Regions from separate parts of the Homo sapiens genome. Here region 1 is linked to region 2. Evidence: chromatin loops called from intact Hi-C (ENCODE). Cell type or tissue: PC-3. All regions are shown on one strand. Links, peaks and the distances in the headings refer to the core of each region. The heading gives the core; the rest is flanking DNA.

Region 1 (15,617 bases), core at 5,185-13,184, 120 kb before region 2:
CACTTTCTAACTTAGTGCATCTTGGGTGAAGACCAAAATTTTACATTTTTAGCAAGTTCCCAGGTAATGCTGATGTCGATGCTGGTCTTGGGACCATACTTTGAGGACCACTGACCTAGAACCTTACAAGGGATGCCCTTAATCTTAACCTCCATTCTGCCTTTGCAAATTATTTTCTTCTGCTTCTCACTTTGAAATGTCTTCCTTGGAAGTGGGTTGATTTTGACATTGATGTACTGAACACCTACCATATGGCAAACAATGCACCTGGAAGATTTTTCATGTTGGCGAATTCAATCTTCATAATTATCATTATCATGTGATGTAATATCATGATGCCCCCTTTTCAGAAGAGGCTGGAGCTCAGCATGGTTAAGAGACGTAATATTTTGTAACTATTAAGTGGTGAAGCTGGGATTTAAACCCACATATTTTTATTGCAAGTCCAGTATTTCTCCTACTAAATTTTAAACATGCTTACTTAGAAGTGAATATATTTCCTTTAAAAAAACACATGCTAAAATTTTGCTTTTTGTCTAGAAACTTAAGACTCAAAATACTGATGATGACAGCTTAATATGTGTTGTAAAATGTGCTGGCTATAGAAAATGGTAGGAGAAAAAAGGAATAAACCTTGTAGGATGGAAATTATATATAATGGAGTTTTTATGTAATTCTAAAATAATTTTATTTGATTTTTTTTGAAAACCCTATAGACAAGGACACGAGGGCAGGGAGGTGGTTGGTGCACAGCTGGTGAAGGTTAGGTAGTTTTGAACTGCAAACATGCAGAGTAAAATTCTTGAGGCAAAATCTTAATAGACTTTTCAAGAACCTCAAATATCACACATACTGGGCATGAAACAAACTTCAAAGCCCAAAGAGGATCTCTCTGTACAGAGTATAATGGAGTTAAAAGCTGTAAGGAATACAAAGGATTTCAGGATGAAAGACACTGTTTTCTGAGGCCATGCCTGAATGTAAAGCCAAGGCAGGATAGATAGGCAAGGTGAGATCTACATCTGGAGAGATACCCACTGCTGCACAGCATGTTAATCATTAAGGATTCAATTCTTCTTGGAAATGAAATGCCAAATAATAGTGCTAGTCAATTAGACCTCAGAGGTGGTCTCTCTTTAAGAAAACCCATTTTCCAAAAGTGGAACTGAGTCAACAGCTACAGAGATAGATTTCTTTTCTTTACAAGATCATTTTTTCTTTATATGTGCACAGTCTAGCGTCTCTGGTTTGTGTTGAAAACATTTTTTTTTTTTTTACACACACTTGTTAAGGAATACACTCACCAGGCACAGAAATGTCTTCCTTTGGGGTAAAACACATGACATGTTTTCAATATTCGGCTGATCATTTCCTCAAAATTATTCCTGTGATTATGAGAAATTCAGCACAGGGAAAAAATGTGGACCACATATGCCCTCTCCACTTTGGTAAATCATTTACCCTAAGCATAAGCACTCAAGGAAAAGTGGACTTTCCCATACTCTGATAGTAACCTGCTCTCCATTCCTTTGCAACAGATGGCCTCTGTCACTAGGCCCAATTGCCAGTGGATACAGCTCTCCATATTTTGCCAGGATCTTGGTTTGCTGTTGCCAAGTACTATGGTTTCTCTTCTTACTTCTGCCTCTGATAATGCAAAAAATCCTTTGCCCAAAGGAGAGATGAAACAGCTCAATTTTATGCTGTTGCAGGAGTAGTCAAACAATGGCCATTGGGCCGAATCCAGCCTGCTGTCTGTTTTTGTAAATAAAGTCCTAGTGGAACACAGCCACACTCAATCATTTATGTAGTTCCTCTAGCTGAGTTTACACTACAAAAGTAGAGCTGAGTAATTACGAGAGAGATTTCATGGCCCGAAGAGAAACTTTACTCCCTTTATGACCCTTTATGAAAAAGTGTCATGACCCCTGCTCTTTTGTAACCAGAGATGTTTGGTCTAAAGAAGAACATGGCATTAAGACACAAAGACCTATAAGAGCCTAAAAGGAGCCTATTTACTGGGAGTCATTCATTCCTCTGGATTCTTTCACTAAGTGGAAAGCAACACCCTTCCGGTTGACCACGCCAGAAACTGAGCATCTTGCTCATTTTTTTCTTCTCCTTTACCTAGGTCATTATCTACTCTGAGGATCTCTTAAATCCCTTCACTTCTCTCCAATCTGCTGTCAATACCCTAGGAGAGGGCTTCCTTTCATCTTCTCCTAGACTATCACAACCACTTTTATCCCACTAACTACTTTGTCTTTGTCTTCAAATTCTTAGTATATGAGACAGCTTAAATTTAACATGTTCAAAATTGAACTCCTGATTTCCCTAACCTCAAACCTGCTTCCCATATGAATACATAGCAAATCTATTTCTCCAGTTGCTCAGGTTAAAAATTTGGAAGCCACTTTTACCAGGTCTCTACCTCTTCTACCTCCAGTACATCAGCAAATCCTGATAGCTCTAACTTCATAACGTTTCCTGATCCCAACCCTTTACCAGCCATTCAATGTCATACCATTCTAGTTCCTACTACATCATGCTTCACTTGGTGACTGCAAAGTCCTCTCAACTGGCATCCCTGCTTCCATCATTTCTCACATACAATCCACTCTTCACCCACTAGACAGAATGAGCTTTGAAAAATATTGAGATTGGAACATATCACTTCCATACTCACTGCCCTTAAGATGGCTTGTCATCTCACTAGGAGTAAACCCAGAACCCTCACCATGACCTATGTAAATTTACAAAGCTGGCCACTGGCTGCTTCCATCATCTCAACTCTCACCACTCTCTCTTTCCCAGGCTGCTCCCGCTAAGGAGACTTCCTGACTTCCACACTGTTCCCAGATGGTGCCAATCATGCATCCACCTCCACCATCCACCTCTCACCTGATGCTACCACCATCTGGATCTCTCCATTCAAGTGACCAGAGAAGCTCACCCTTCACTTCATTCAGGTGTCTGCTCAGATTCATCTCTGCAGAGAGGACTTATTTAAAAAAGAACCTCCCCTCACTCTCTATTCTCTTGACTTGCATTATTGATTTTCACAGCTGTTACCTTTTACGCTCCCACACACACTAGAATAACTTGAATGTAAAATCACTGAAAGCAAGAACTTGGGCTGTTATATTCACTGAAGTATTTTCCAGCACCTTTTTGGTACTGTTTTACAGTACCTAGCACATAGTAGTGCTGTGAAAGTACAGTTGGTTCTCTGTATCTGTGGGTTCCACATCCGTAGATTCAACCAACTGTGAATCATAAATATTCTTTAAAAAATAGTGCCTGTATTGAGCATGTACAGACTTTTTCTTGTCATTATTACGTAAACAATAGATATAACAACTATTTGCATAGTATTTACCATTGCATTAGGTATTGTTAAGTAACCTTGTTGAAGTATATGAGAGGATATGCTTAAGTTAAATGCAAATACTACATCATTCTATATCAGGTACTTGAACATCCTTAGACTTTGGTACCCCAAAGAGGTCCTGGGACAAATCCCCTATGGATACCAAGGGACAAATGTATCTGTGGAATGAATGACTGACTGAATGAATGAATGAATGAGCTACTTCTTAATTAGTTATTCTGCCTTGGCAATTACTCTTTCCCAACACTCTCAACACTGAAGTCAAGATATGTTCTTCCCCCAAAAGAAATTAGCTAATTTCTCCCTCTTGTTCAAAATCTTATAATGTCTTCCCATTGCAATTTTGATACAATAGCACATCTTGACCTGGTTTAAACTGGTCCCTACTTACCTCTCTAGCTTTATTTCTGACACTGTTCCATAACCAACACTAAATGAAGTGCCCAAATTCTCACTCAGTGAGATGAGGCACGCTTGTTAAACTCCTTCCTCTCCTTCCCATTCTTTACCTGGCAAGCTCTCGCATGTCCTTCAGCACTCAGCTTAAACATCTTATTGTCTGGGAAGCCATCCTGACCTCAATATTGTCCCTGTCGTATATGCTTCCATTGTACCCTATAATTATATATCATAGCTTTTATCACCCTATATTTAATTGTTATTTAAAGATCTGTGCCTCCCAACCACACTAACTTACTGATTTTGGTATCAACAGTGCCTAGTATAACAAATATATGTTAGACAAGTAAACTGATATACAAGGTAGCCCTTGCTTGAAAGAAGTTTAAAGTAGTGATCAACACAAAGGGATTTCCCCCTTCATTCAGCTCAATAGTTCTGTTAATCCTGTCTCTAAACCACTCCCCCAGACAAGTGCATTTGGGCCACCAATCCTCGCTTTGAATTACAAGTTATAGCTGTTAACATCACATACAAACCACTAAAGAGTTAACAAGTTTCTCCAGAGAATATCAGAAGCCTTTCCCACATTGTACTCTTTAGGCTAATAATACTTTTAAGTCTATTTTCTAGTCATGTCCTGGGCACCGAAGTTGTTATAAAGATTAATAAATTTGGCCCGATGTGGTGGCTCACGCCTGTAATCCCAGCACTTTGGGAGGCCGAGGTGGGTGGATCATAAGGTCAGGAGTTCGAGACCAGCCTGGCCAGTATGGTGAAACCCTGTCTCTGCTAAAAATACAAAAATTAGCCAGGCATGGTGGCAGGCACCTATAATACCAGCTACTCGGGAGGTTGAGGCAGGAGAATCACTTGAACCCAGGAGGCAGAGGTTGCAGTAAGCCAATATCACACCACTGCACTCCAGCCTGGGCAACAGAGTGAGACTCCATCTAAAAAAAAAAAAAAAAAAGATTAATAAATCTAAATCTAAAACACTTACAATGTTGTTTGGCATGTAGTGTCTGTTATCTTAATCCTAGCTATTAATATTCATCTTTTCTGTTCATTTCAAATAGACACAAATGACATTAACACTGGTCCTGGTCTTCTAGCTCACAATGTAGCAAGAAACTAAGCCTGATCAATGACTGATCATTATGAGAGCATGTTGTAATTTCAACAGCTGGGGGCTGTTGAAACGACAACTATAAATAGCGGCCAGAGAAAAGAGATAATGAGTAAGAATACACTGGAGTTTTTCCAGACACAACTGGTAGAAAACACAATTTAATATAGCAGAGAAGAAATAAAGGTGCTGAAACTCATAGGAGTGGAGATGGGGTTTAGAAGGTGGTAAACGAATGTGAGGGGCAAGAATTTGGGAGGATTTGAGGCTGGCATAATCATAAGAGAAGCAGGGAGTATCCAGTATCTTGATGGGCATAAGGATTTTGAAAAGAAAGGCTCTGCATTCTATTCCACAACCAACATGTATACACTCACACCTACACGCCCTGCCATGCACCCAACATATAAGAGAAGATGAGGGAGTGAAGGTGATGGGAGAGGCAGGTGGAGAATAATGGTGGGGTTGCCCAAAGATAGACAGACTGAAGTTCAGATTCTCTACCTGGATTAGACCCTCTATCCACTACTTCTCCTCCTGCACCTGGTTACTAGTCATCTCTAGAGCCAAAGACAGAATCATGTAAAGGAGGCTCATTTGGAAAAGCTGGCTGTGGCATTCCAACCTGGCAAATCTAAGAACTGTATTGCAGTACTTGTCAATGCATATCCAGATGATGCTTGTGACAAATGTTAAAAAAGCCTTAAAAACATTCATGCTCCAAAAATTCCAAAAGAAATAAATCCTTATAGCTGTTCATAAAGATTTCTGTACATTATTACTCACAACCATGTTGTTCATAACTGGAGAACATGAAACATCTAAATGTCTATATTTGGGTATTGGTTACATAAACAATTTATTAATACACAGCCATTGAAATTCAGGTTTAAAATATTTAATGACAAGGGACATTTCTCCTAAATACCATCCAAAGTTAAAAGCAGGTATAAAACAGTAAAGCACAAGCTCAACCTTTGTAAAAATATGTATTTATATATGGGTCCAGATACTATAGTGAAAGATTAATTTGTGACCTTTTTTAAAAAATTACAAAAATACTAGAAGAAATGAGTGGTTACCTTCTTCCTCCATCTCAAGAAAATAACTAAGATTTGTATAACTACAAGCTTTGAAGACTCCAGTGTCAAGCTTGACAGGGAAGCAACAGAGCCTCTTGCCTTCAAGGGATCTGTGGACGTGGTGGTGACCAGGACAAAGTGAAAAGCAAAAGGTCCAGCTTAACGGAGAAAGAGGAAGAGGTCCACAAAATGTCTGAGATTGAATTTACCATTGAGACCCAGCTTGAGGAGCTCACAGAAAAGTTAACTAATTTAGAGATTAAAAGAAATTTGGCATTTCGTACATCTGAATGTTGTAGAGTAACACTGAAATGCAAATCTGGTATATGTATGTGATACACATACACATACATGCTTACATATACAAACATATATATGTACAGGTAAATGATACATACATGGTACCTAATATTTATACGTATGACATACCTGTATTTATTACATATGACTCCATATATTAATATTATCTATATCCAAAATGGTTATCTCTAGGTGATATTAATCTAAAAAAATTTGAATTATTTCTTCATTTTTTTTTTTACTTTTTCCCAGTATTTCCCATCAAATGTGTATTACATTGCTAATCCACAAAAAATTGTGTTTTTTTTCAAAATGCATTGCCTATGTCTGGTTTTGCTCATAACAGTGCCTTAATAATTATATGAAATCCGCACGTATTGTTCCTCTCACCAGTTATTAAACTTACTAATTGGCGTACTTCATTTTAAGAAGTTTTTAATTGCAAATGTAGCTATAAACTGTGGTGTGGTGCTTAATAGATGAAATTTTCTTAGTTTTTGCCCATCCACCTGAAGCTGCTACAAAGAAAGAATAACTTCAATAATTTTTTTTAAACAAAGTTCTCTCCCCTTCTGTGGATGTTTTGGAGCTTACAACTTTGTCCTGAATCTAACCACTTCTCATCAGTGGTGCCACTAATATTAGTGCAAGCCACTATTATCTCTAACTTACTTCTTACAAGTTTATTTCTTGCAATAAAATCTTGTCTTCAATTTCCTGCCCTTATAGTCTATGTGCTACACAAAATCTAGAGTTATACCTCTGAAATCAAAGGCAGACAATGTATGTTTTCCACTCAAAATTATTCAATGGCTTCCCAGCTCATGCAGAATATCCCAAGTTTCTACCGAGACTTGGTAGAATATACCAGGATATAAGGAACCTGGTACCAGCTGCCCCTTTGATCTCGATTTCCACCAGTTCTTCTCCTCCCTCTGCTCCAGGCACAAACACCTCCTCTGTATTTCTCCAATATGTCAAGTGCGCTCTGACCTGTGCGCCTGTTGTGTTTTCTTCCTAGAATATTCACTTCCAAATATCCACTAGGTTCCCTTTTTGTCTTCACTTAGGTCTCTGCTCAAAGGTGTCCCCATCAAAGAGCATTTTCCTGACTATTCTAATGAATGTAGCATACTTTGTCATTCTCAGATTCACTATGCTGCTGTATTTTTCCTGATGGTATGTATCTAACATATTGTATATTTCTTTGTTTTCTAGTGTCTATTAACTGTCTCCCACCAATAGATAAGTGCCACGAAAGCAGAGGCTTTGTCAGTTTTCTTGGCCCATAATAGGTACTTAACAGATACAAGTTAAGCACTGAATGGTGCCACTGAAGACTATGTTGGAAATACGGTTGTATCACCTACTACTACAACATGTGATTATTTATCCACTTTATCCAAAGTCCTGCCTTCAGATACTTCAATCTTCTACTGCAAATGAAATACTCTATCTTTTCCTCAAGACGTTATATATGTTACATCCAATAGAGACCATAAGTCTGTCCTCTCCAGTTCCATTATTTGTTTGTTTTGTTTTCAGAACTCAGTTGAATTGTTTCTATTTTAAAGTTTAGGGTTTTTGGCCACACTAATCCCCATTTTTTGTTCTTACATAAGCATTGCAATTTTCATTTTTTACACTGATTATTTCTAGTTTAGATTACCTTATCCCTTTAGAGAATTTTTTTAAAGTATACATAGGGTCTGATAATTAATTAACCTATAAATCAATCAACTAACGAACCAATCAATATTTATTACTTATTTACCATGCTTGGCCATGGAGCTATAGTTGACAGGGAGACAGATAAGGTCCCTGTCCTCATAGAGCAAGTGGTAATGAATTACATATTGTAGAATCACTCTTCTTTTTACAAATTGTCCATGAGCTTAACTAAAGACACACACATTTATAAGTAGCCAGGAAATTGTAACTTCAAACAATAAGATACAATTTCCACCAGTCAGACTCAAAAAACACCAAATTGCCAATCTTTTGAATTGACAAGGGTGTGCTGAAAGCATACTCTCAGGACTGGTTATGGGAGGACACATTAGTAAAGCTTTTTGGATGCTAATTTGGCAGTATGTTCGAAATTTTTGAATGCACATTTTTAACATATCTATTCTAGGGAAATGCCCCAACACTTGCTTAGGTGTCCAGAGATGCATGTAGAAGGTTGTGTGTTGCTATAGTTTTTTGTAAAACTGAACACTTGGAAATGGTACAAAACTTCACAAATCTATTAGTGATTAATTACATCATGGCACACTGATACCCTTAAAAAATACTATGCAGGTGTTAAAAAGAATGAGAAGGGATCCATATACATATAATAAAAAGTATACAGCCATGCATAAACAATGAAACCAGGGAAGTAGTTGTAGGGTCAAGACAGACAGAAGAGTTTTTTTTTTTTATCAGAAGGAGATCTGATTTTCATCAGGAATATATCTGATCAGCAGAGAGTTCAGTCATATTTGTAATATTTTATATCTTAAGCTGGGTCATGGACACACAGGTGTTCTTTTATGTTTTTTCTCAGTACCTTTTGTTATATCTAAAATAGAGCCATTAACACAGGAACAGAAAACCAAATACGGCATGTTCTCACTTATAAGTGGGAACTGAACAATGAGAACACATGGAGACAGGGAGAGGAGCAACACAGACTGGAGCCTGTTTGGGGGACGGGGAGAAGGGGAGTATCAGGAAAAATAGCCAATGCATGTGAGGCTTAATGCCTATGTGATGAGTTGATAGGTGCAGCAAACCACCATGGCACATGTTTACCTATGTAACAAATCTGCATGTCCTGTGCATGTATCCTGGAACTTAAAATAATTTTTTAAATGACTTTTTAAATTAAAAAAATCTTATTTTAAATACATTTTATTATTTTATTGTATGTATATTATATTTATCTTATTTATTATTTTATTGTACAGAAGTTGTGCTATACTTACAATAAAATAATATAATGTATCCAAAACATGAGTAGATTAAAAAATTATACATCAATATACATTATATGATATCATAGGAGTTTGAATAAAATAAAAACTGAGAAGAAGAGGGAGACAGAAATGCATATGTATGCATACATATACACATATTTAATATAAGTAGATCCAGAGGTCATGGCCATAAGAATGCACACCCAATTGTTAATCATAAATATTTTGGGCAGGGTATTGAAGATGATGGGAGACTTCTTCATTCAGAATATTACTAGAACTTTAAACTACATGAATTTGTATGCTTATGGGTTACTTGTTTAACTGAAGAATAAGGAAAGACTTTTCCCTCACCTGTGAATCCCATCTTTTGCACTCTGGCCAACACCTAAGTCTTCTCACTTTGCACTAGAAGGATAATGTACTGCTCTTGCCAAATAGGTCATACACAAGAGTATTAATTTCTCCAAGCAGCTGGGTGTGAGCCCAGCTCCAAGCAGAAAACAAACAAACTCTCTGACTCAAAAAGAGGCTTGGCCAAGGAATGTCAGGTTAGATATAGGCATATGTTTGTCCATTTGTTCATTCAACCATTCCTTCACCAACTTAATCATATCTAGATGCACTCAACAGAGTATTTGATAGTCCACTCTATTTCAGGCACTGAGAAGAGGAAGCAGGCAGTCCCTTCCCTCAGGGAGCTCAGAGGCTACTGAAGGAGACAGACATGAATCCAATAACTGCATATACATAAAATTACAGCTATGGTGGATATTATAAAGGGAGGTACACAAGGTAACATTGACCCTGATGGGAGAACAGAAAACACTTTCTTGAGGAGATGATAATTGAGCTGCAACTTAAAGAGGAATAGAAGTTGACAGAAAAAAGGCAGAAAACACTGGGGACTGAGGCTGGAAAGTGCAGCCGTGAGAGCTACATAACTTCGTCCAGCAACTGAAAGGAGACAAAGATCACTGGAGTGCAGAGAATGAGGGGATGCCTCATGTCAGATGCGGCCAGCAAGGGTCACACATCAGGAGGGGGTTGGAAGTTGTACTAAGTATTTATGTATTATCATTAATTCGGTGATTGTTTTAAGAAGGTTGGCACTGGGGGTGACATGATTAGATTTGCATTTTGACCTATCTGGTGTATAAAAGAGAAGGGACAAGAGTATTTTTTGTGTTGTTTATGTGTGTGTGGGTTTTTGTTTTTGTTTTTGTTTTATTTTGTTTAGGGTGGTCTTAGTAATTTAAAAATATTTTCCTTGTATCGATACCAGTCAACCTATCTAGAACCTAGTTATTGGTGGAAGTGGCACCATCTCCTAGGGGATGTTTGAGATATCTTTGGGATACTGGGTTGTAGTTATGATTGGGGAGCACAACACAAATCTAGAGGAAGGACAGGTTTCACATTACAACATGAGGGACAATCCCTCATAAGAAAATTATCATTCTACAGGCCACATTCTCCATGATTCTAGAACATCCTACCAGCCACTTGTGTAAGTGAAAAATTTGTTTGTAATTATCTAATCTAGAACATAACTCCTTTTACTTATAAATAAAAAGAATCTTGCATGGTAATTTCCATACACTGAATAAAGGGAAGGGTATGCTTTCATTTGGTTCAGAACAAATATTCACCCTGTCACCTACATACAACATGTCTGCGTTAGACTTTGTTGGTAGTTGTCGTGTCCATGGTGGTGACTTAATGTACAAATGCACATATCTGACTGCTTTATTATGTTCTGTTGTAGATGAGCCTAGCATTTATACAATGAAATGTATGTTATTTTACCAAAATTACTCTCCTTTTATTGCTTCTTTGTATTTCAGTTAAGACATTATATTGATAATTGTTCATTGTGTATAGATACGTTAGATTACTCGTGGATTTCATTTCAGTATTGTAAAGGGGTATTACAAGCTATTTGTTTTTAAAAAGAGAGTAGCAGTTGATCTGGGGTGATTGAGAATTACTGGCCTAGAAAAATATGACTTTCAAGAGCTAGGCTGTTTCGATAGACAAGACACACTTCAGGTGTCTTGTCTAAATGAATGCACTGGAGTGTTCCTGATTTATCAGTACTGGATGCATGCAGTTAAAGAAGCTCAGAGAATGTCAAAGGTTGGAGAGAGCAGCACAGGGGCAGAGGTGGCACACTAGTTCCCTATCAAGAAAATTAGAAAGATCTGCTCCAGCTTCAAGCTTTTCTCAAAGTCCTGAAGGATTTTTAACACATCTTCCATAAAAAGCTGTAATTTATTATCTCATGAATATCTAATTTGACAATATTTGCAAATCAAGTTTGTGGAATTTTGGTGTGTTCATTTGAGTGTGTGTTTTGTTCTTTCTCAAAATAATTCTTAAGGTAGAAATGTTTCTATGTGCTAGAAATGCTGAGATAAAAAAATTAATTTTGTGGTTAGCTTGAAAATAAATGGTGGGCTCTAATATGCAACGTAATGTAATATAATATAATAAGGGTATCCCCTTAGGGTTGACTGTGGCAGCTTTCCAAGATTTTAGGCCTTGTCAGTTTCTCTGCTTTGATAATAATGGAATAAAGAACAGTTATTCTCATTATCTGAGTGCTACTATATGCCAGAAAGAGTCATATCTGTTTTTTATGCATTGGCTGATTTTTATCGTCACAACAGCCTATGGTTATAGATATTATGACTATATCCAATTTACAGATGAAGCAACTGAGGCTCAGAGACTTGAACTGATGTGCCCAAGGTCACATGGCTGGTAGATAGTCCAGAACAGGATATCTTAATCCCTATGATAGACAAATGTAATAATATTTTAATTTAATCACCAGTGGCATAATTATGAAGATAATCTAACAGTAAAATACATAATATGGAATACAGATGAATAGAAATGTTTGCCTCTTAAAAAAAGTCTGATAACTCCTTTGAGAACCAAGCCTGCTCTCCTTCAATGAGCTTGTGCTCTGTACTTCCTCAGTTACTCACTCCAATGTTCAGTCCATGAGTTCGTCATTACCAATAGTTGTAACTCCCAACAATTTCAGTTTAAAATATCTCATTCTTAAACCATCATTTCCTGTCTCTAGAACCCTTTTCTTTAGTACTCTTGACTCCAGTAATTCTTTGACCATCTCAGGATATTCAACCTATTGATTCTAACATGTTTTCACTGTCCCTCACCCTCCTCATGTCAGAACATGACAGGCCACAGGCAGGCTATGGATTCTAAAAGATATCGTGAATGCTAAAAGTGCTGGAAGATTAAGGATACCCTGAGAATTGTCATGGATAATGATAATCCAGTGATACTAAAACATATCTAGACAATTAACCAGAATAATGAAGGTTTAGAATTATTCCCTGTGGCACAGGTAGAGCAGCTGAGGAAATGGAGATCTCATTCGAGAGACCAAACAGCTCAGAGGTTCTGGAGCAGCTAATTCCAATCTCTGAACACTGTCATGCAGTTCTAAAGAGTGTGGCTGGATCCTAGTCAGGGAAGATACTGGAAGGTAGAGTTCAGCTCAAACTAAGAGAAAATGAAAGGTACTTTTCTTCTCATACTACAACTACAATTCAATTGTATAGCTGAAATGCTGTATTGAGAAGGTTTCTGAGAATGGGTTCTCAGTCACCATTGTCTCAGTCAGATTGGGTTAGATTATACTCTGGGAACAAAGAACTCTTAATCCTCAGTAATGTAAAACAGCAAAGGTTTATTTTTCACTCACTGTACATGTCTGTGTGCATTGTCAGGAGGCTCTGCTCATCTCATTCCCTCTGTGATCCAGAAAGATGGAGTGGTCACCATCTCAAATGTTCCCATTTTACATGCTAGAGGGAAATAGAACGTGGGGGGTTAAAGTGTGTGTGTCACAAACTGATAATGAAATGTTCCAGCCTGGAAGTGACTTATATTATATCTACTCAAAAACTCATTGGCCAGAACTAGTCAGAAAGACTCACCCAACTATAAGGAGGATGGGGAGTGCAAATCTACAATGAACAACATAATGAGCACCAGAAGCAGTGGCATGAGCAGTGGTTGACCTCCTGGGTCTAGACAAGGCATTCTAGCATTTGTCTTGCTACTCCTCATCCCTGCCCTAATCACCAGAGCTGCCCTGCAAAGCCTTACAATGTAGTGAGCTCCCTAACACCAGAGTGTTGCAAGCAAAAGTTAAAGGAGTGCAGGTTAATGACACCATAGAGGCTATTCCTTTATCTAGTAGACTAATGGTCTACCTGGATCTACACGAGTCTCTTACCACTCTGAAATAAACAGAACTAGGAATTATGGAATACTTTGCTAAGTGTACCAGATATTTGGAGAAAAATTACCAGTTCTCAGGCCAGCTAAACAACCAAGCAATGGGGTGAATTTTGCTCATTTAAAACGGAGAGAAACATAGGCTGACCATTATAGTCCCATCATTGCTCCTTTTCCCGCAGGAGGGCAAAGCACATTAACTCTCTCCCCAGCAAGAGACAATGATCAGAAGAATCAACATAAAGTGAGGGAAAGGATTTTTATTGAAAAAGCTGCTATAGCAAAGTTTGTGGTGCTAAATATTTCTTTATAAAAACCAGCACTTGACTATCAGCCTCCCTATTCAGCTACAGACAGGACAGCAAATGGTTGGGTGAGAAAATGCACTGCTATTCACCCAAGACTGTTAGGCTAATCAGCAATGGAAAAAACATCTGAAAACACCTGATAAAAGGGCAAATATGCTGTAAGGCTCTCGCGCGCTCTCTCTCTCTCTCTCTCACTCACACACACACGTGACAGATTTTAAAAATCAACATCTGAATGCAGCCTTCAGTTGTCAAAAGCTTTCTTTATGATTCCTATTTAATCCACAAAATTCAGGGAGGTTAGAATTACTATTATAAATGATATTTTCAGATAAATAAATTCAGATTCAAAAAGATTAATTTGATTCACTTTGTGTCCAAGTGGGTCTACATCTGTAGTACACAGGAAAGCACCTTGAATGGATGTGTGACAAAAACTGACTTCTTAATCTTTCAAAGCTGACCTCATCACACCACCACTACTTGCTGGGGCTGGTGACAGAACGTCGGGCTTGAGGGACCACAGTTCCTGTAATATACGGTGCTTCTTACATGCTCAGGGAAATCATTTATCATTGACATTCTACAGTAAGTGAAATTTCCACCCACCACAGAATTCATTTTATTTTTCATATTGTCAAATGACATAAAATAATTTTCTCTGGTTTCTGCTGCTAAAATGTCCTTATAGTGGAGCTTATAATAACCCAAGAGGAAGCAAGCATGATAGGATAACTAATGAGTTTTCCACATAAGAGTCAACCTCTAAACACACTAGAAAATCAGCCAAACCAGCTGGAGATAAAATGGCTGAATGGCTGATTGAATCATGTATTCCTCACTGGTCCAGTTGAGAAGGGCTTCTGGGTACATCTCCTTTTTACTTTCTGCCTGCCTTTACCTCTTTTCTCCCCAAGTTAAAATCATTAGAGGCTCTTCTCAACCTCCAATTTTGAGGCTAGTGTAATCCTTAATAGAAGGAGAGGTAAGCATCCCCTGATCAATTACAAGAGGTCTATACCTCAACACGGCCTTCCTGTGACGCCAGTTACCCTGTCCAAACACTGAAGTTGCACATTGGCTCAGAAACTGGATTCCTTTCTTTTTCTGTTCCTTATTTCTTTCTGCTCACCCCCTCCCTTCTCCCTTTCTTTCTTTTTAATTAAATGAGTAAAACATGAACACATTCTTATTGTTAACAAAATTGGATTAGGAATAATTACTGTCTGGCATGGCCATGTGTTGACAGAGATCTGGAACCATTATGAACTGCTGTGGGAGCATCACCACATTGACAGAATTTTGGTACTACCTAGTAAAGTAGAGATGTATACACCTGCTACCCACTCCTAGGCACAGAACCTAAAGAAACTCACACATGTACCCAAGATGACATTATTATTTATGGACTCATTTTCTATAATTGCAAAACACTGGAAATTATCTAAATATTCATTAATAGAATAATCAAAAAATAAACTATAGTCATAAAATTGACTGCTACATAGGAGTAAAAAAGTTTAAATAAACTAAACATATCAATATTGATACATTTCGCACATATAATGAGTTTCTGAAAAGCAAGCATTCTCCTTGAAAACCGGCCCAAGACAAGGATGCCTTGTCTCACCACTCCCATGCAACATAATATTGGAAGTCCTAGCCAGAGCAATCAGGCAAGACAAAGAAATAAAGAACATCCAAATAGGAAGAGAGAAAGTCAAACTATCTCTATTTGTAGACAACATGATTCTATATCTAGAA
Region 2 (15,617 bases), core at 5,033-13,032:
AGAGCTGAACAGGAGGAGATTGACTATGTATGACAGAGAAAATTTAGATTTTGCTCAAAGGGCAATGGGAAGTCACTGAAGCATTTTAAGGAGGGATGTGCTATAATCCCATTTCAAAAGATCACTGCAGTTACTCCAAGATAACAGTTTTGGAAGGTGAATAAAAAACGTGAAAGCTAACTATGAGATTTTCAAGCAGTGAAGCAAGAGATGATAATGGTTTAAATAAGGATGGTGGTAGTAGAGACTGGACAATATGAATGTGGCTGAGAAATATTTTGAAAGCAGACACACCAAAATTTATTTGAAAATTTGAATTCTAGAATTCTATGACAGAATAAAAGCAAGCTCAACCCTATTTTATTCTGTGATAAAGTCAGTGTTTCAAATAAAGTTGAACTTGCTTTTTCAAGAAGGTAAAAAATATTGATTTTGAGGAAACTCTGAGAGACCTAAGCAGAACAACTAAAGAGATAGCTGGATGTTCACTTGCTCTCTCCCCTCTCCTTTCCTTTCTCCTTCTTTCCTCCCTCCACCACTTGCTTTCTCTTCTGCACACATCCTTGGGCCCTCCTCATTCTCAGGCAACCTCCACCTTGCTCTGTGGTGGGCTCTGTCTTCATCCTGTCTCTTTCCCATGTTGCCTACCCTTTGCTTATAACTGTCACTATGTATCTGGCTTCTGCCTCTCCTGCAAGCAAAAACAATGACTTTATCATAAAATAATGTCCTTCTATGGATTTCCTTCAACCCACCCTTCCAAACTACTCATGTGTTTATAACTACATGAACCATCCCCTGGGCTAATAAGTTGGGGTCAAACACATACCCTTCTCCACATACTTGCTAAGTCCTTACCAACCTTAGTTGGCCTTTCCCATCTCATTCTTCTCCACTATCTTTTATAATTAAACATAGGATTTCAGCTGCAGTGACATGGAATAGTGAGTGGCTTATTTTTGGACTAGGAAGGCTGCTGGAAAGTCTTTGGTGAATAAAATAAACAACAGCATTTCATTGCATAGTCATGAACTAATAAGAATGCATTTTTTTCTTCTTTTGAGACCCAGTCTCACTCTGTCACCCAGGCTGGAGTTCAGTGGTGTGATCTTGGCTCACTGCAACCTCCACCTCCTGAGTTGAAGCGATTCTTCTACCTCAGCCTCCAAAGTAGCTGAGACTACAGGCACGAGCCACCAGGCCCAGCTAATTTTTGTATTTTTAGTAGAGATGGGGTTTTGCTATATTGGCCAGGGTGGTCTCAAACTCCTGACCTCAAGTGATCTGCCTGCCTCGGCCTCCCAAAGTGCTGAGATTACAGGCATGAGCCACCGTGCCAGGCCAAGAATGCATTCTTAATTACTCCCTTCACACTTTCATCCTGATGCTAAGCATCATCCTGCTCTGTGTTGGCCTGTTAGAAGCAAACTCTTAGTTTTTTGTTTGAATAAGATACTGTTGTAGAGAGGATTAAATGGGGTGATACATATGAAGCATCTAATAGATGCTATTGCCTAGCATCTAATAGTTGCTCAATAAATAGTAGCTGTCCTGAATTAAAAAGTCCTCTCCCTCTATCTGTTATCTGATTGGAGCTAACTCAAGGAAAAATATCCCCAAAAAGGATTCTTCCCCTTTAAAATAATATCATTGACATTTCACACCTTAGAACCTCTTAATCTTCAGCTGTTTTCAGTCAGAGACTCTTTAAAGGAGGCCGATCTTGTTTAAATATTGAAAAGCTAAGTTTCACAAAAACAGAATGATCATTAAACTAAGAATTATGAGTTGTAGTGTTCATTATGGTTTCCCAACTACAGGCATACAGTGATAAGTTGAATGTGAGAATGTGAGCCCTCAGAAAAATCTTAGAGATAATTTTTCTAGCTTTTTTTTTTCATTTTTTTAAATAGGAAATTAAGATCCAGAGAGAGAAAAGCAACTTGCCTAGGACTACGTAGAGAGTTTGTGGCTGAGCTGGGAAGGAACCAGGGTTTCCAACTTCCAGCACAGTGCTCTTCGGATTTCTTTCCCTTACTAGCAGGAGATTCCTTGTACAGGCTTGGAGCCAAATCTTCTTGCTTAGGTCTCTTTCCACATAAGACAGAGAAGGGAGATCCTCAGGGTGTAGAAAAATGCAAGGCACAGACAATACCTCCGTGATGGTTAATGTTGAGTGCCAACTTGACTGGATTGAAGGATGCAAAGTATTGTTCCTGCGTGTATCTGTGAGGGTGTTGCCAAAGGAGATTAACATTTGAGTCAGTGGACTGGGAGAGGCAAACCCACCCTGAATCTGGGTGGGAACCCTCTAATCTTAATTTTAGTCGGCTTTAATCAGCTGCCACTGTGGCTAGAATAAAGCAGGCAGAAGTTGCAAAGAGCAGACTTGCTGAGTCTTCCAGCCTTCAACTTTCTCCTTTGCAGGATGCTTCCTGCCCTCAAATATCAGACTCCAAGTTCTTTAGCTTTTGTGCTCTTGGACTTACACCAGTGGTTGGCCAGGAGCTCTCAGGCCTTTGACCACAGACTGAAGGCTACACAGTTGGCTTCCCTACTTTTGAGGCTTTGGGACTCAGACTGGCTTTCTTGCTCCTCAGCTTGTAGACAGCCTATTGTGAGACTTCATCTTGTGATTGTGTGAGTCAATACTCCTTAATAAACTCCCCTTTAAATACACATCTACCCTATTAGTTCTGTCCTTCTAGAGAACCCTGACGAATACAACCCCTCACTCATGCTAACTTCTCAGGTCTCAGAGAGAGGGCTAGAAACCAGTGCAAATGTGCTCATTGGTTACTGGCTTCCTGAATTAGTCCAGATCTGACATAAACCAAACGCCAATTTGCAGAATCAAGAGCAAGCAAAGGATGAGATAGGAATGGAGAAGGGAAGTCATACGAGTTTCCCATATTTGGCTTCTTTCAGGCAAGGATTGTATTTTTGTAATCTTGCATTTCCTAATACATATTTGTTGAATAAATGAATACATTCTCAGCCTTTCTCTGGCATTGCCCTTAAACAATATGTTAAATATATAGAGAGATTCTAAAGCCTGTCAGAGCATCAGATACAGTTAGATTAACCTGAATAATGCAAGACTAAAATTAAGAACTGAAAAATTAACCTGACCAAAAACTGTGCTTCAAATAAGTGAACCTAACGGACTTATGTTCCAGTTTATTTATCTTATCTAATGTAGTTTTCAAGTTCTGTATCTGTCTTAAAAGTCTTCTTATTTTGACAGTTTTTAAACAAAATATACATAACCACTCCAGTCATGAAGGGAAGACAGAGAGTAATCAAATGATTACACAAATAAATCTATACTTATAACTGTGGTGAGTAGAATGAAATACGTGAATTGTGAGCAAAAATGACATAATTAATAGAGGTCTAGCTTTCAGAACATGGGAGGTGATGGTCTCTCACAACTCACACTCTTCTCCAGATTTGAGTTTGGAGTTCAGTTCTAGTGCCTCCATTTTAAGACCCTAGCAAGAAATTCTCCTACTGCCTCCAGAGTTAGTCTGATTTTTAAAATGCCATTTTCTCACATGCTCTGCTTCTCTTCAGCACAAGAACAAAAACAAACAAGAGAAAACTAGATTTCTTTCATTCATTAAAGATTTTTGAGGTCTCTGCTATGTGTCAGGGATTTCGCTAGAGCTAGGGATACAGTCGATGAGAAATCAACCCATTTTCTGCTCTCCTGGGGTTAACAGTCTTGCAGGAGAGACAGACAGTAATCCCATGAGTGAACAAATTAAAGGTATAAACACAAATAATAAGTACCAAAACGTACAGAAAACTATGAAGAAATATAATGTAATTCCAATTAAAACTCTTAACGAGCTTTTCTGAGGACTGAAATTCACACTGATATTTAAAGAATATGTAATAATTAACAAAGCAGAGAGGGTGATGTCCCAGTACAAATACTAGAAAACCACTACCACTGGCCAGGTTGTTCCTGGCAAATTGTGTGACCTTTAAACTGTGAATTGGAGGGAATTGAGTATTCCAGAGTAATGAATTAAATTGCTAGGGCCAGCGAGCCAAATCCAGCCCTGCTGCCTGTTTTTGTACAGCTCATGAGATAAGATTGGTTTTTACTTTTTAAATGGCTTAAAGAAAGATCAAAAGCAGAATAATATTTCGTGACATATGAAAATTATGTGAAATATGAGAAAATTTCAGTGCCCATAAATAAAGTTTCATTGCAACACAGACGCAGCCACTTCTTTACATACTATAGCTCCCTTTGTGCTACAGCTGCAGAATTGAATTGCTGCAACACGGCTCTGCAAAGCCTAAAATATTTGCTATCTGCCCCTTTGCAGAAAAAGTTTACCAACCTCTGGATTATAAGAACGTGTTTCTTTTCAGAAGATAAAATTGTCAGTGTTGAGGTTGCTGCTTGAGGTAAGGGTTTAAATGTTTACAGTAGTGGAATTATATTGGTTCCAGGAAACATGCTTTCAGTGTTTGTAAAAGTGATTGGCCTGCTCTTTGGCCCCAGGTGTCCCTAAGAGATAACTGAGACTTGAGTACATGGCTTCTTTTCCATAGAATACAGCCATTTCCTGCGCCCCAACCCCCCCACAAGATGAGGCAGTCACTTTCAAGGGTGGGAGGATTTGAGTTTCAGTTGCAGTGGCCCATTTATTTAAAAAAAGAGAGAGGAAACAAAAAAAAAAAAAACAAAAACAGCCTATGGGACCTGTCATCTCCTGAGTTAGCAGCAGACACCTAGCATCTGATGACACCAAGGCTGCCAAGGCTTGTGATCCTCATTTCTCTTCTCCTGCTGCACAGACATAGGAAGGTTAAAAAAAGAGGTTGTATGGTTTGGCCTGCTAAAATTCTCTATACACCTCTCTTAGGGTCAGTGACTCAGAGAGACAGGGTGTAAGCAAATAAAAGCGTTTGTGCTTCGTTGCCTGCTTTCTCCATACTAACATGACAGCTTGTGGAAACAAGGTCAAGGAATTTAAAACAAAAGATACACCTACTGTATTCGTCTGTTTTACACTGTTATAAGGAGCTACCTGAGACTGGGTAATTTATAAAGGAAAGAGGCTGAATTGACTCACAGTTCCACATGGCTGGGGAGGCCTTAGAAAACTTACAATCATGGCAGAAGGCAAAGGGGAAGCAAGGCACTTCTTACATGGCAGCAGGAGAGAGGGGGAGAATGAGGGGGGATCTGCCAAACACTTTTAAACCATCAGATCTCATGAGAACTCACTCACTATCATAAGAACAGCAAGGAGGAAATCTGCCCCCATGATCCAATTACCTCCCACCAGGTCCCTCCCTTGACATGTGGGGATTACAATCTGTGATGAGATTTGGTGGGGACACAGAGCCAAACCATACAGCCTGCTTTGATCTTCCTTTTGGGAGGAACAATACAAAGAGGGGAACGGTATTCCAGGCAGAGAAACCAGTATGCTTGAACGTTCCAAAGAGAGAAAAATGTTGATATGTTCAAGAGCAGAATGAAGACTGGTGTGGCTGAAGCTCAGAGAGCAAAGGAGAGTGGTGGGGTCAGAGAGAGGCTGGAGTCAGATCATGCTGGGCCATGGTAGGATATTGAACATGTTAGGATGTTACCATCAGAAATTGCAGAAAAGTTTTAAGTTCTGGATTGATGCTGTTGGGAGGTGTGGCCCATCATGTTTTCCAAAACTAGCCACACCAAATATCCCATGCCATGTGCTCTTCTTTCAATGTGAACTAGATACTTCTTTGGGATACGGTGTCTTTTTCCCTCCCCTTCAATCTGGAAGGAGCATGATGACAAGTGACACTCATGACTTCCTAAGCTAGGTCATAAGAAGAGATGCAGCTTCTACCCTGTCCTTTTAAGATGCTTATTCTTGGAACTCAATCATCATACTGGGAAGAAGCAGAGAGATTATGTGGAAAGGCCACATGAGAGGTTCCAGCCAACAGCCCTCACTGAGGCCCCACTGGACAGAGGGCATTAACCCCCAGATGTATAAATGAGCAAGTGTTGAGATAATTCTAGCCCCCATCTGTTGAGTCGCCCCAAGAATTCCAGTGTTCCCAGCTAAAGTACCAAGCACTGAAGCAGAGGCAAGCTTCCACTGGTTTCCCAACCCACAGAGTCCATGAGTATAATAAAATTATTGGTAGTGTTTTATGCCACTAGTTTGCAAAGGCCAGAGAATTAGGGGGCACAGAAACAGATAACCAGAACAAGAGGCTCACAGCTCCAAAATTTAGGTTTACTGAAACCCATTCTTGTCTATTCACTTCCTTTAAAAAAAATTTTTTTTAGAATACCTACTGGTAATAGTTCCCTTTGTTATTTAACCTAACTCCACATAGGACTCTTTCAAGACCTTACCAGTGCCCCACTCCGGCACCCAGCTCCTCAACCAATTCTGCTGCAATGGTCTCAGCTCACATGTTCAATTCTTTTACAGAACCTATAAACTCAGAATGTTATCTGAGAAGGCATTTGAATAAGGCATTTTAAACAGAATTTGTAATTTTATCTTCCTTCTCTTCAGAGGTATAGGTCCTTTAAGGGAAGGGGCAAAACCCTGGCAAGCCAAAGTCACTGTTAGTATCTAGAGAAGATTAAAAAAGAAAGGAATATCACATGCAAATCTAGTTTTACTTGGTTGCAGAAAAACTTGGGAGAAATGAAAACCTGTTCACAAATTGTCACCTTTCTCACAAACTCCAGCATGATTCACAATTCAATCTGCATGCAAATTTGATCAGAACACTGCTTTCTTACTCATCATAACCTGTTTTCTTGGAAACAGATCCCTCCTGGGAGAGCAGGAAGTTTGACGTCAATTTTAAGGTTTCCCCAAGTACTGGCAGGGAATTGCTCTGTGGGTGCCTCCTACGAGTCACAGATTTCCTTGCCCACCACCTTATCAATACTTCTTGCCCTCAGACCATAAGGAGGAGGTTAAGAGAAGGCAAGAGGAAGGCAACAAATTGTCTCCATGCTTTGATTCTTGGCCTCCAGGTTTGAAGATTCTTCATTTGCAAAGAGGAACAAGTAGAGAGTGTGAGCCCTGGTGACTATCTTTTCCCACTGGAAGGGAATGATTACCCTCAAAGGGGAAATCACCTTACTCTGCTTTCAACAGGGTCCTCTGCTGCTCTTTTAAGCACTGTTTGATTTAAATGTAATAGCAAGCCTTCCAGATTGAATACTTTTCATTTCTAAGAGCAGATCAATTCCAGTTTACTTCTGAAATTCTGCTTTCATGAAATAACTTATTTTGTGTCTTATGGGATTGTAGCAGGCCTTATTGAGCTGTTGTCGATTGGTGAGGGATATATGTGAAAGGGTTTTGGAAAGCCTAAAAACCACGTTAAGGGAAGAAGAACCTAGCTGACTCTGTACCACTACTAACATTTTCGAGGACTCATCAGGGCCAGGCTACTATGCTACACTGTTCACAAAGGACTGTTGCTTGTTTAATTCTCCCAATTTTATAAGTTTATAATTTTATAACTAAAGTTTATAAGTTTATAATTAAACAGTTGCTTGTTTAATTCTCCCAATTTTAAAAGGGGAAACTTGTTCCCCTTTTAAAGATGAAGAAACTGAGGCTTGGAGACCTTCAGCAATCTTCAGAGAGTCATACAGCTGGGCAGTGGCAAAGCTGGGATCCAGTCCATGTTAAACAGCTCCAGAGCCAGCACTTAATAGAACCCACATTTGACTCTGATGTGAAGCCAAGCTTGAGAACTGATGGGTAAAGCCTTCCAGGCTTCATTCAGTTCTAATCAGGCAGCAGATCAGCCACACACAATACAGTTTTAAAGGATATCTTATCTTTGTTAATGAATGATAAGCACTGCCCACAATATTTGCAATTTCTCTTTTTGACTGTCTGGATATTGTTGTTTTAAAAAACCCTTGAAAAGTGCTTAGCAGCTAAAAATACTCGAGGGAGCTATGTAATGTAGTTTCTAATTTGAATTTGCTTAGAATGGAATGCACAGTGATCATGCTATCAAAAGTAGGGGCTGCCCAGGACTAAAGCTGGAAGGACAAGGTCATGATTATTACTCTGCCTGGATTTGTTGGGCAGCTTTGGGCAAAGCTCCTTTCCACTCTGGACGCTGCTTTCCCCATTTGTGAAATGAGTGAATGGTAGTCGGATAACAGCTTTTAAGCTTTATACCTCATAGATGGTTTTAGGGCCACCTCTAGGAGGTAGACAGAGGAGGAATAAGCCAAATTCAGGTTTACCTGTTCCCACAGAAAACAGAACACATCCACAGTTATTTTATATACTTGGGCTCTAATTACATTGTCAATTAAAAAAATAGCCAAATGTTGCTTTTGCCTAGCCACCATCCATTCACTCCTCTACATAGTCTTCTTTCTTCTTATAATGTTCCTCAATTTTTCTTTAAGAAACTACCTTCATTCCCACTTTCCATAGACCAGTGGGGATGTCAGTCAAGGGGCCCTAAATACTCTGGACCTAGCGGTGGTTCCATGACTCAAGTCAGAGCAAACAGATCCTCTGAGAACACAAGTTTAAAGTGTGGAAACCAAAAACAGAACAAAATTGGAGCAGATTCATCCCCCCAAAGGCACTTAAGAAGATTGGTGTGAAAGACTGAATTGTATCCCTGCCCAGCCCTAATTCATATGTTGAAATCCTAACTCCTAATGTAACTATATTTGGTGATAGGGCCTTTAAGTGGGTAATTAATGCCCAACAAGGCCATAAATGGGGGCCCTAATCCAATAGGACTAGTGTCCTTATAGGAAGAGAAAGGGACACTAGAAGTGAGCACACAGAGAAAAGGCCATGTGAGGATACAATGAGAAAGTGGCTGTCTACAATGCAAGAAAAGAGGCCTCACCACAAATCAACCCTGCCAGCTCCATGATCTTAGACTTCTAGCCTCCAGACTCTGAGAAAATAAATTTCTGTTGTTTCAGCCTCCCAGTGTGTGATATTCTGTTATGTCAGCCCAAGATGACTCAAAAATTGCCTAGTTTTGCTCCCCATATGTCCAGGCCAGCCTTCTCTAAGGCCTGGTATGTTAATTTTCTTTGGGATCTGTGAGTTACCCCAGATCTTCTCAAAAAATTCCTCATTGGCATACATTATGAAGAGTGGGTTTCTGTTGCTTAAAACCAAATAACCCAGCACAGTGCTTTTCCGGAGAAAAAAAAACAAAAACAAAAAACTGCAAAGTGGACAGATGCTAAAATCTCCTCCATCCTTTAAATCCAAGGATTTAAAGATGTTTGTCTACCATAGCAAACCTTCATATTTAGGCTGAAAGGAAAGAAAAAAATTCAAGCAATTTGTCATTTATTCTCAAGTTTTTAAATACTAAGTAGCTGAAAATCTGGGGAAGTTTGACTGAATTTTTCAGTCTTTATAGTTACTATAACAATGTGATTGTAAGGGGCCCTCCTGCCACTCTGGGTTGAATTCTGTGTCCCTGAAGCTCTAATATGTAGAGTGTATAGAGCAGGAGAATCTCAGACTAAGTCATGCCAGTATTCTCGAGATTCCACTCCATTCACCTTCTCTCTCAGCTGTGCTTCCAGGGTCCTCTATATGTTTCCAAATGCAACAAAATAAATGAATAAATCACACCGCCTACTGGCTGGGGGTCAACCTGCATGGCCCATTATAACTTCTGCTGACACCAACGTATAGTGCTTAAACAGCTCTTACCCACAAGCACCACATACTGGACTGTAGGGTGAACTGCACAACCCAACATAATTTCTGCAGACAGAAGTATACAGCACTAGTGCTTGGGAATAAGGTAAGGCTTCCAAGATCACCTCCAATCTCTGCAGGAGACAGTAAGCCTGCTCATACAAACAGTACACCACTATAATCCAGAAACAACTAGCATTTGAGAAAACCACTACACTAAGGCTGTCTATACCAAGGAGTTCATACAGGGCCTTGGCTCCTAAAAGCATATAGAAGTAAATCCAAAGGACCCTAACCAATATACACAACAGTCACACCCTCAAGGAGGAAAAAAATGCCATTCCAATGAAATTAAATTCAAAAATAAGAAGTGGCAGCTTCTCCAGATGAGAAATAATCAGCACAAGGACCCTGACACTATAAAAAACAGTGTCGCAATACTCCTCAAACGATCACACTAGCCCTCTAGCAATGGATCCTAATCAAATAGAAAACTCTGAAATTACAGATAAAGAATTCAAAATATAAATTGTAAATAAGCTCAGTGAGATCCAAGAGAAAGCTGAAAACCAACACAAAGAAATCAGAAAAACATTTCAGTATAGGAAAGACATAGACATCTAAAACAAACAAAAACAAAGAAACAGAACTTCTGAAAATGAAAATTTCACTGAAGGAGTTACAACATACAGTTGAAAGCTTTAAAGATAGAGTAGAACAGACAGAAAAAAATAATTTCAGAGGCTGAAGATAGGTCTTTTAAATTAACCCAGTCAGACAAAAGTAAAGAAAAAAAACAATAAAAAAAAAAGAAACAAGCCTCTGAGGAAAAAATGGAATTGTGTAAAGTTACCAAATCTATGAGATGCAGACATTCCTGAAGGAGAAGAAGACAAAGTAAAGAGCCTGGAAAACCTATCTGAGAAAATAATTCAGGAAAATTTCACTGGTCTTGCTAGAAATGTGGACATCCAGCTACAAGATCAGAGACCACCTGAGGAATCATTTGCTAGATAAACACCACCAAGGCATACAGTCTTCAGACTATCCAAAGTCAATACCAAGGAAAAAATCCTAAAAGCAGCAAAAGATAAGCATCTCATTACCTATAAAGGAAATTCCATCAGACTAACAATGGCCTTCTCAGCAGAAACCTTATAAGCCAGGAGAGATTTGGGGTCTATTTTTAGCATTCTTAAAAAAAAGTGCCAGCCAAGAATCTTATATCCTGCCAAACTAAGCTTTATATATGAAGAAGAAATAAAACCCTTCTCATACAAGCATGTACTACAGGAATTTCTCACCACTAGACCAGTTCTACAAGAAATGCACAAAAGAATTCTAAAATGAAAGCAAAAGAAAAATACTCATGATCCTAAAAGCACATGGAAGTACAAAGCTCATAAATCCTATAAAGCAATTACACAACTGAAACTACAAAGAAACTAGGTAACAACATTATGACAGGAACAAAAACATCACATATCAGTATAACTTTGAATGTAAATGGCCTAAATGCCCCATTTAAAGTATATAGACTGGCAAATTAAATTTAAAAACAAGACCCAACCATTTTCTGAGTACAAGAAATCCACCTAACCAGTAAAGATATTCACAGACTCAAAGTAAAAGGGTAGAAATAGATATGCCACACAAACAGAAAACACAAACAAGCAGGAGTAACTATATGTATATCAAATAAAACAGATTTTAAATCCATAGCAATATAAAAAAACACGAAAAGGTCATTGTATAATAATAAAGGGTTCAACTGAACAAAAAGACATAACTATTCTAAATATGTATGCACCCATCTCTGGAGCACACAGATTCATTTTAAAAAATATTACTAAACCTAAGAAAAGAGATCAACAGCAACACAATAATAGTGAGGGTCTTCAACACCCCACTGACAGAATTAGACAGATCACTGAGAAAGAAAATCGACAAAGAAACTCTGAACTTAAACTGGACTCCAGACCAAATGGACCTAGTAGACATTTACAGAATATTCTACCCACCAACTACAGAATATACATTTGTCTCATCTGAGTATGGAACCTTCTCCAAAATAGACCATTTGCTTGGCCACAAAGCAAATCTCAATAAATTTTAAAAAATCAAAATTATATCAGGTATCTTCTTGAACCACAGTGAAATAAAATTAGAAATCCATACCAAATGGAATTCTCAAAACCATACAAATACATGGAAATTAAACAACTTGCTCCTGAATGATCTTTTGGTAAACAATGAAATTAAGGTAGAAATAAAAATATTTTCTGAAGTAAATTAATATAGAGATACAATATACCAAAACCTCTGTAATACAACAAAAAGAGTGCTAAGAAGGAAGTTTATAGTGTTAAATGCCTACATCAAAAAGATAGGTCACAAATTAACATCCTATTGTCACACTTCAAAAAACTAGAAAATCAAGAATAAACCAAACCCAAAGGTAGCAGAAGAAAAGAAATAACAAAGACCAGAAAAGCAACAAATGATATTGAGACCCAAACAATAATACAAAGGATTAACGAAACAAAAAAATGCTTACTTCAAAAGATAAAATAAAATTTATACACACTACATAGATTAATCAAGGAATAAAGAGGAGACTCGAATAAGTACAATCAGAAATGATAAAGGTAAAATTACAACTGATACCACAGAAATGCAAAATATCATCAGAGTCTACTTTGGGTATCTCTACACACACAAACTAGAAAACCTACAGGAAATGGATGAATTCCTGGAAATGCACAATTTCCCAAGATTAAATCACGAAGAAGTAGAAATCTTGAACAAACCAATAATGAGTAGTGAAATTGAATAAGTAATATAAACCCCCTTTAAAAAAGCCCAGGACCAGATAGATTCACAGTGAAATTTTACTAGCATACAAAAAAGAGCTGGTACCAAAATTATTCCCAAAAAATTGAGGAGGAGAGATTCCTCCTTAACTCATTCTGTGAAACCAGTATCTCCCTGATACCAGAATCAGGTGAGGATACAGGCCAATATCCATGATGAATATAGATGCAAAAATCTTCAACAAAATACTAGCAAATTGAATCCAACAGCACATAAAAATGTGACCCATGATCAAATGGGTTTTATTCCAGGGATGCAAGGATGATTCAACACACATAAATCAATAAATAAATGTGATTCACCACAAAACAAAATTAAAAACAAAAGCTGTACAATTGTCACAATAGAAATGCAGAAAAAGCGTTCAATAAAATCCAACGTCCCTTCATGATAAAACTCCTCAGCAAACTAGACACTGAAGGAACTTACCTCAAAATAATAAAAGCCATATACAACAAACCCATAGCCAACATTATACTCAATGAAGAAACACTGAATGCATTTCCTTTAAGAACCAGAACAAGATAAAGATTCCCACTCTCATCACTCCTATTCAACATAATACTGGAAGTCCTAGCCAGAGCAATCAGGCAAGAAAAAGAAATAAAAGGCAATCAAATTGGAAAAAGAGGAAGTCAAATTACCTCTGTTCACTAACGACATAATCCTATACTTAGAAAACCCTAAAGACTCCTCCAAGACTCTGAGATTTGATAAATGACTTCAGTAAGGTTTTAGAATAAAAAGTCAACAGACAAAAATCAGTAGCATTTCTATGCACCAATAATGTTTAATCTGAGAACCAAATCAAGAACCACTTACAAAAGCCACACAAAAAATAAATTACCTAGGAAGACATTTAACCAAAGAGGTACAAGATCTCTACAAGAAGAACTACAAAACACTAATTAAATAAATCAGAGATGACACAAACAAATGGAAAAACATCACGCTTATGGAATTAAAAGAATCAAACTCATTAAAATGACCATATTGCCTAAAGCCATATACAGATTCAATGCAATTCCTATCAAATTACTAATGTTATTTTTCACAGAATTAAAAAAAAACTTAAAATGTATATAGAACCAAGAAAACATACTGAATAGCTAAAGCATTTCTGAACAAAACAAACAAAGCTAGAGGAATTATATTGCCTGACTTCAAATTATACTACAAGGCTATAGCAAGAAAAGAATATGGTACTTGTACAAAAAATAGACACATACAGCAATAGAACAGGATAGAGATCCCAGAAATAAAGCCATAGGCCTACCAGCAACTATCTTCAACAAAGTTGACAGAAACACGAAATTGGGAAAGGACCCTCTATTCAATAAATGGCTCTGGAAAAATTGGATAGCCATATGCTACAGAATGAAACTGGACCCCTATCTCTCATCACATACAAAAATTAACTCAACATGGATTAAAGCCTTAAATATAAGACCCGAAACAATAAATATCCTAGAAGACAACCTAGGGAAACTCTTCTGGATGTTAGCCTAGGCAAGGAATTTATGACAAAGGGCTCAAAAGCTAATGCAACAAAAAAATAGACAAATGGTACTTAATTAAACTAAAAAGCTTTTGCACAGCAAAATAAATAATCAACAAAGTAAAAAGACAACCTACAGAATGGGAGAAAATATTTGCAAACTATGCATCCAACAAAGGACTAATATCCTGAATCTGCAAGGAACTCAACTCAAGAAGAAAATAAACAGTAACTCCATTAAAAAGTGGGCAAGGACATGAACAGAAATTTTTCAAAAGAAGACATACAAATGACCAAGAAACATAAATTTCTCAACATCATTAATCAGAGAAATGCAAGGTAAAAATCACAGTGAGATACCATCTTACACCAGTCAAAATGGCTATTATTAAAAAGTAAAAAAAAAAAAAAACAGATGTTGGTAAGGATGTGAAGAAAAGAGAATGCTTATAAACTCTTGGTAGGAATGTAAATTAGTACAACCTTTATGCAAAATAGAATGGAGATTTCTCAATGAACTAAAAATAAAACTACCATTTTGCTGGGTACAGTGGCTCATGCCTGTAATCCCAACACTTTGGGAGGCCAAGGCGGTAGAATTGTTTAAGCTAAAGAGTTCAAGACCAGCCCGGGCAACATAGTGAGACCTCATCCCTATTAAAATTGTTTTAAAAATAACCAGGCATGGTGGCACATGCTTGTAGTCCTAGTTTCTCAGGGGGATGAAGTGGAAGGATCACTTCAGCTCAAGAGGTTGAGGCTGCAGTGAGCCCTGACCATGCTACTGCACTCCAGCCTGGGCGACAGAGCAAGACACTGTCTCAATAAATAAATAAATAAATAAATAAATAAATAAATAAATAAATCAAACTACCATTCAACCCAGCAGTCCCACTATTGGGTATCTACCCAAGGGAAAAGAAATAATCATATCAAAAAGATACTAGAACTTGTATGTTCATCACAGCACTATTCACAATAGCAGTCATGGCCTAAAGCTAAGTGTCCATCAACAGATGATTGGATAAAGAAAACGTGCTACAGGCCTGGCATAGTGGCTCATGCCTGTAATCCCATTGCTTTGGGAGGCCAAGGTAGGGGGATCACTTGAGGTCAGGAATTTGAGACCAGCCTGGCCAACATGGTCTCTACTAAAAATGCAAAAATTAGCCAGGCATGGTGGTGCACACCTGTAGTCCCAGCTACTCGGGAGGCTGAGGCAGGAGAATTGTTTGAACCTGGGAGGCAGAGGTTGCAGTGAGCCAAGATCACACCACTGCACTTCAGCCTGAGTAACAGAGGGAGACTGTATCTCAAAAAAAAAAAAAAGAAAGAAAATGTGGTACATATACATAATGGAATACTATGCAGACATAAAAATAATAAAATCATGTCTTTTGCAGCAATATGGATAAAGCTGGTGGCAATTATCCTATGTGAAATAGCTCAGAAACAGAAAATAAAATACCAAATGTTATTTATCAGATCTAGGAGCCTTGGAGCAGAGACTATGGTGTTTACTAGGTATAGAATCATGTCATATG

What was found. Peaks named below come from ENCODE experiments on the same cell type or tissue, not always from the same donor. Only the 100,000 strongest peaks of a DNase experiment are listed, where the experiment ranks them.
Region 1: it touches region 2 in a loop (1.8-fold over the local background); 2 of 110 quality-filtered maps call a loop at or near these places.

What each region holds. Positions count from the first base shown.
Region 1 is chr5:148,560,364-148,575,980 of GRCh38, forward strand. The region is part of intron 2 of HTR4 (5-hydroxytryptamine receptor 4); the gene reads right to left. Among named protein-coding and RNA genes, the nearest start is that of HTR4, 86 kb to the right of the region's middle. In PC-3, for the core only: no CTCF peak of the experiment used is centred there; a DNase peak (open chromatin) is centred at 9,788; H3K27me3 peaks cover 4,154 bases.
Region 2 is chr5:148,677,935-148,693,551 of GRCh38, forward strand. No RefSeq gene overlaps it. Among named protein-coding and RNA genes, the nearest start is that of HTR4, 31 kb to the left of the region's middle. In PC-3, for the core only: CTCF peaks have their summits at 9,688 and 9,900; a DNase peak (open chromatin) is centred at 9,697; H3K27me3 peaks cover 3,149 bases.